2 separate regions of the Homo sapiens genome follow, and region 2 is linked to region 1. Evidence: chromatin contacts called from ENCODE Hi-C data. All regions are on one chromosome and are shown on one strand. The core of a region is the stretch at or near the end of the contact, and the rest is flanking DNA. Distances in the headings are between cores, read along the strand shown.

Region 1 (2,700 bases), core at 193-2,692:
TCTTCACAACCATGAGCCAAATAAACCTCTTTTCTTTATAAATTACCCAGTCTCAGATATTCCTTTATAGCAATGCAAAACGGACTAACACACCAACAATTCAACTTCTACATCAACATCACAAGGAAATTCTTGCGTGTGTGTACTGGGAGATACATACTAACTTACACACAGCAGTAACACCGTTCACAGAGGAAGAAATGGTGAACAACCTAAATACCCATCACCAGGATAAAAAATTTGTGACATAGTCACACAAAGAATGTTATACAGCATTGAAAAGAAATGCACTGAAGTTAGACACAATAACGGGAATCAATTTTGGAAACAAAACGGGAAAAAAAAAAGACTTGCAGAAAACTATATACAACATCCTTTTAAAAATATAAAACTGAGAAACAAAACTAAATAATACAGAGAGATAACACACATTATTTTTGTAAAATATCTATTATAAAAATACTTTATATTATACAAAGGTGAAGGAATGATGAACTTGAAACTCAAGAGTTAGTGGTTACCTAAAAGAGGGGAGGAAAGGATTGAGTTGAAGAAGAATACTTGGGCAGATGAGCTACTAGTGGTTATATTATCCTTCCTAGAGTGAATGGTGAGCTCATGCCTGTTCATTTTCTTATGCTCTGTTACATATATGATTGCATATATTCTTTAATATAAATCAATTATATTTTTCAAATATTAGAAAAAAGCTATTTAGATCATTTATTCTATGATTGTATACAATTATAAAAATAGAAACTAATATATAAATGTTAATTTAAACTATATAATTATATATTTAAATTATATGGAGTATTTATTATTATTCCCATTTTACTGATGAAGAAACTGAGAGTTAAAAAGGTAGGATAACTTTACACATCCAGTTAAGTGAAAGTGACAAACTAAGCTTTTCATTAACTTTAAAACCCATGCTTTAACACCGTGCTATACTCTTAAGATTTCCACCAGCGAAGAAAAAAATTAGATATAATTCACAAGATTCAAGAATCCCTGCCTAAAACTCCATTAGTGTGCAACTCTTACAGAACTCCTACTATAATCTGTGCCTTCCATGAGTGGTGGGAAATGAGTATTGTTTATTAGGATTTGTTAGCTCTAAAGACAAACTTATTTACATGTTAACATATAGTCATATTAAACAAAAGACTCTTAAATTCAATGAAATTTGGAATTTATAGAAAACCTACGATAAAGCATTTTGTTTTATTTTGCAAATGCAAATAAAGAATCCTGGTGCAAAGTGGAAAGCCATGCCTTAGTACACATTAGGTGGATTAAGAAATATGTTTTCTTCAGTGAGGCAAAACTATTCAAGTGATAAATTCATCTGTTTGTCCAGGTTCTTTTCTTGTTTTCACCTTCTGAGCTTCTTTCACTTCCCTTCAAGAGTCATGTTTCCTCTCTCACCCTAGATCTTAACCAGGTGGCACTTCCTCCAAAAGAGTTCCCCACCCTACATCCAGGCGTATCCCTCGTCACGCTCCGTGAGAGCACTTTGCATGCTGCAGTTCAACCACTGCTGTGCATCTTCTTCCTAGCCCACCAGCAACTTGGGGCAGGAACCCATCTACAATAGTCCCCACTGTACCTTCAGGCACAGCATGGGGAGCAATGAGAAGGAATCAACAACTGAATGAAGGGATGATCATACTACTATGTAAAATCCATTCACACGAAAGGATCAGAGGGAACACAGAATAGTAGGAAGGATGTGGCACTTGGAATCAGACTGACCTGTGTTAGAATGTCCCCCCAACATCAGTTGGCTCTGATATTACTAAATATTAAATATTACTAAAACCTGCCCGCCTTGTGTGGTTATTAGAATTAGTGGTGATAATATGTGTGAAGATGATTCTCTCAGGTACTAATCAGTGACTTTAAACTGTGGCTGTCGGGGAAGGGTCCTATATTCTGGTTCAACTGGTCCAGGATGGGATCTGGTGATGAAATTTTTGTAAAATCTTCCTACTTTTTTTTTTTTTTTTTTTTTGAGACGGAGTCTCATTCTGTAGCCCAGGCTGGAGTGCAATGGTGCAATCTCGGCTCACTGCAACCTCCGCCTCCAGGGTTCAAGCAATGCTCCGCCTCAGCCTCCTGAGTAGCTGGGATTACAGGCGCCCACCACCATGCCTGGCTAATTTTTTTGTATTTTTAGTAGAGACGGGGGTCTCACCATCTTGGCCAGGCTGGTCTTGAACTCCTGACCTCGTGATCCATCCACCTCAACCTCCCAAAGTGCTGAGATTACAGGCGTGAGCCAGCGCGCCCGGTCCTCAGATACTTTTAATATGCAGAAAGGTTTCAGAACCTCTCCACGGGACAGAAGCAAGGCAGGAAATAACATCTGCAGAGCCTTGCTGTGTCCAACACTCAGTTGCCACACATTATATTATTTAATACCCCCACACACACAAAGAGTGGGCACTGCTTCCCCCTTACCAAGCAGAAGTGATTCTGTTGTTGTTGTTGTTGCTGTTGAGGACAGGGTCTAGACTGGAGTGCAGTGGCTTGATCACAGCTCACTGCAGCCTCAGCCTCCTGGGCTCAAGCAATCCTCCCACCTCAGCCTCCTAAGTAACTGGGACTACAGATGCATGCCACCACACCTGGCTAATTTTTGTATTTTTTGTAAAGACGGTTTTACCATGTTTCCCAGGCTGATCTCAAGCTCCT
Region 2 (2,700 bases), core at 201-2,700, 480 kb after region 1:
AAAGTTAAGGCCACACCACTAGAAAATGGCACCAGCCATTGAACTGAGTGGAAATACAACTGGGTTTACACAGAAATGAACTCAGGGCATGGCTGGAGGGACCACTCCCTGGCTGCTATTTATGAAAGGTTACTGACTTCTCCAGACTAGCTGAGTAGCCCTTCCTAGAAGCCCAATACTTAATCTAAGGAGGGACAAAGGTCTGGTCCCACTGAGCAGGACAAACACGTAGTGAGTTCTTTTATTGAGTGGCTGCCTTGTGAGATCCAAAGAAACCCAAACCCTGCCTGGATCTGAAGGAAGTTTCTTCTCATGAAGGGCATGAGAATGAGACTGGAAGGAGCTGTGGCAGATGCTAGAGAAAGGGTGGGCGGGAGAGGTGCCCTCGGTATGGGGACCAGGAGGGCAAGAGAGTGCTTCTTAGACAGTCTGGGACTGTATAATACCATAGCCACTAGCTACATGAGGGCTATATAGATTTAGATTAATGAAAATCAAATTAAGAATTCAGTTCTTTGGTCACACTAGCCCATTATAAAGGCTTAGTAGTCACAGGAGGCCATGGGCTGCCATATTGGACAGCACAAGTAGAGAACATTTCCATCATCACAGAAAGTTCTATTGGAAATCTGATCTAGAAGCAGGAGTTTGGCAGGGGGCAGATTAAAGGATAGAGAATGACCTGTAGTCTATTTCAATTTGGACATGGGTCACGCATGGGAAAGTAGAAGCAGACGTTGGAAAGGGAGTTTGGGGCTATTCCTTGGCGTGATCTGTGAGCTTCATTTTGTGTGGACTTTGTATTAGACCTCTGTAGTGTTTAGGATAGGAAGTCTCATTAGATCAAACTCTTAAGTGTCTGTCATGCCCATAGCCTCTTCTGAGGAAGCTATGCCAGTATGTGGCATCACCTAACCCTGGGCCAAACTGGCTAGGGCAGAGACTGCATTGTTCATAGTCTGGACACAAGGAAGGTCTGAGGCCCATGAAGTGATGGGTAAATACGGTCCTTCCTGTGGAGAGTGTGCTGTGAGAGGGGCTTGGTCCCAGAATACATGGCAGGGACACACAGGAGCAGGAGAGAAGGATGCCCGCTTGTGGCTATACCCTGAGCAGTGAGGAAGGCCCACCAGCTCTCTCCAAAGCCTGCCTGAGAGGTGCTGAGAGGGCTCCCCAGGCCCTTTGCAACAAACCCCATTGCCAGAGGTGGCCAGAGTGCAGCCTCAGTCCTCCCTGCAGCCTCAGAGTCCGACTCCTGGGGCCACCTGCCTGACCTTGAATTTTTCCTTCATTTCCTCATCTCAATACTAACCAGATCGGGGTACCTCATGGAGGAGAAATGTAAAATAAACAGGAGTTTCAATGAACTGTCAATTAGGAAGGGGTTTAAGTGTCTGCTGAGCCTCTAGAGAGCAGGAAGTCAAGGGTGTCTGTGAGATTCAGGCAGGAAAGAGGTTTAGAAAGGAGCGAAGCTGAGGTGTTGTGGGGCGGCTTCCCTGTTGGGGGCTAAGCCGGCCTGGGCTTTGGCTGTAAGGAGTCAGTCTCATCTTAGTGTGAGCCCTTTTGCTCCTTTTTCTGCTTACATAACATCTTTGTTTGGCTTGTAAAATTATACCATGCCAGACATATTTCCAGACACCTCAGGCTCTTTTCTCTACCAAGTTGATCCAAGCAGCTTGGTTGTTTTTCCAGCCAATCCTGATCGTCATTGCTCCAGAAGGTTTCTTCTATTCTTCACAGAGACTTAGATGAGCTGTGTTCAGCCCACCTTGCACCTGAGAGTCGTGGAAAGCCGCAGATAACAGCTGCCCACCTGTGGCCCACCTGGCCCCACTCAGACACCAGCCAGGGTTTGCTTGACTGCACCAGACCTGCTCCCACCAAGGCTCTGCGCTGGTATTTGCACTGGTAACTTTTGTGAATGTAGAGCCTCATCGTTTGGTCTGGCTGTGGTCAGAATGTGAACTATTGCACTTTCATTCAGTTTATCGAAAGGAACCAAAAATCGTTGTCTACTCTTGAATGAAGCCCCATTGTGTATCACACTGCTCGAATTGCTTATTAAACAGAATTATTATTTTATAGTTTTAAAAATAAAAAGAATAATTTCACAACTTCCTCTCATGCCTTTATGGGAAGAGTGATGACTGCAAATCTGAATCCTTTTTTCCCCCTCCCCTCTTTTGTCTTAATGACTGTTAATTCTTTCTCTAAGCTTATTGAGTAGTGTATTTTTTTTTTTTTTTGAGATACGGTTTCACTCTGTCACCCTGGTTGGAGTGCAGTGGCATGATCTCGGCTCACTGAAACCTCCACCTCCTGGGTTCAAGTGATCCTCCCACCTCAGCCTCCCGAGTAGCTGGGACTACAGGCATGCGTCACCATACCTAGCTAATTTTTATGTTTTGGTAGAGACAGGGTTTCACCATGTTGACTAGGCTGGTCTCAAACTCCTGACCAAGTGATCCACCTGCCTTGGCCTCCCAAAGTGCTGGCATTACAGGCGTGAGCCATCACGGCTGGCTGGAGCAGTGTATTTTTTTTTTTTTTTTTGAGACGGAGTCTCACTCTGTCGCCCAGGCTGGAGTGCAGTGGCGCGATCTTGGCTCACTGCAAGCTCTGTCTCCCAGGTTGACGCCATTCTCCTGCCTCAGCCTCCCGAGTAGCTGGGACTACAGGCGCCCGCCACCACACCCAGCT

The links. Hi-C counts contacts between places; a loop is a spot of excess contacts on that map. Pooled maps may share reads with other maps.
Region 2: a loop to region 1 is called in a pooled map, with 3 times the contacts of the local background. The contact joins two enhancer-like sites. A Hi-C loop is called at or near these places in 5 of 37 single-sample maps with no recorded cell type and 4 of 50 pooled maps.

What each region holds. Positions count from the first base shown.
Region 1 is chr3:31,950,934-31,953,633 of GRCh38, forward strand. The region is part of intron 1 of OSBPL10 (oxysterol binding protein like 10); the gene reads right to left. Among named protein-coding and RNA genes, the nearest start is that of OSBPL10, 29 kb to the right of the region's middle. RefSeq lists an enhancer at 1,577-1,626. Within about 2 kb of position 1,443, at least 3 of the 41 ENCODE cell types and tissues checked have a DNase peak (open chromatin) inside an H3K27ac peak, as active enhancers do.
Region 2 is chr3:32,427,066-32,429,765 of GRCh38, forward strand. All of the region lies in intron 1 of CMTM7 (CKLF like MARVEL transmembrane domain containing 7), which reads left to right. Among named protein-coding and RNA genes, the nearest start is that of CMTM7, 37 kb to the left of the region's middle. Within about 2 kb of position 1,451, at least 7 of the 41 ENCODE cell types and tissues checked have a DNase peak (open chromatin) inside an H3K27ac peak, as active enhancers do.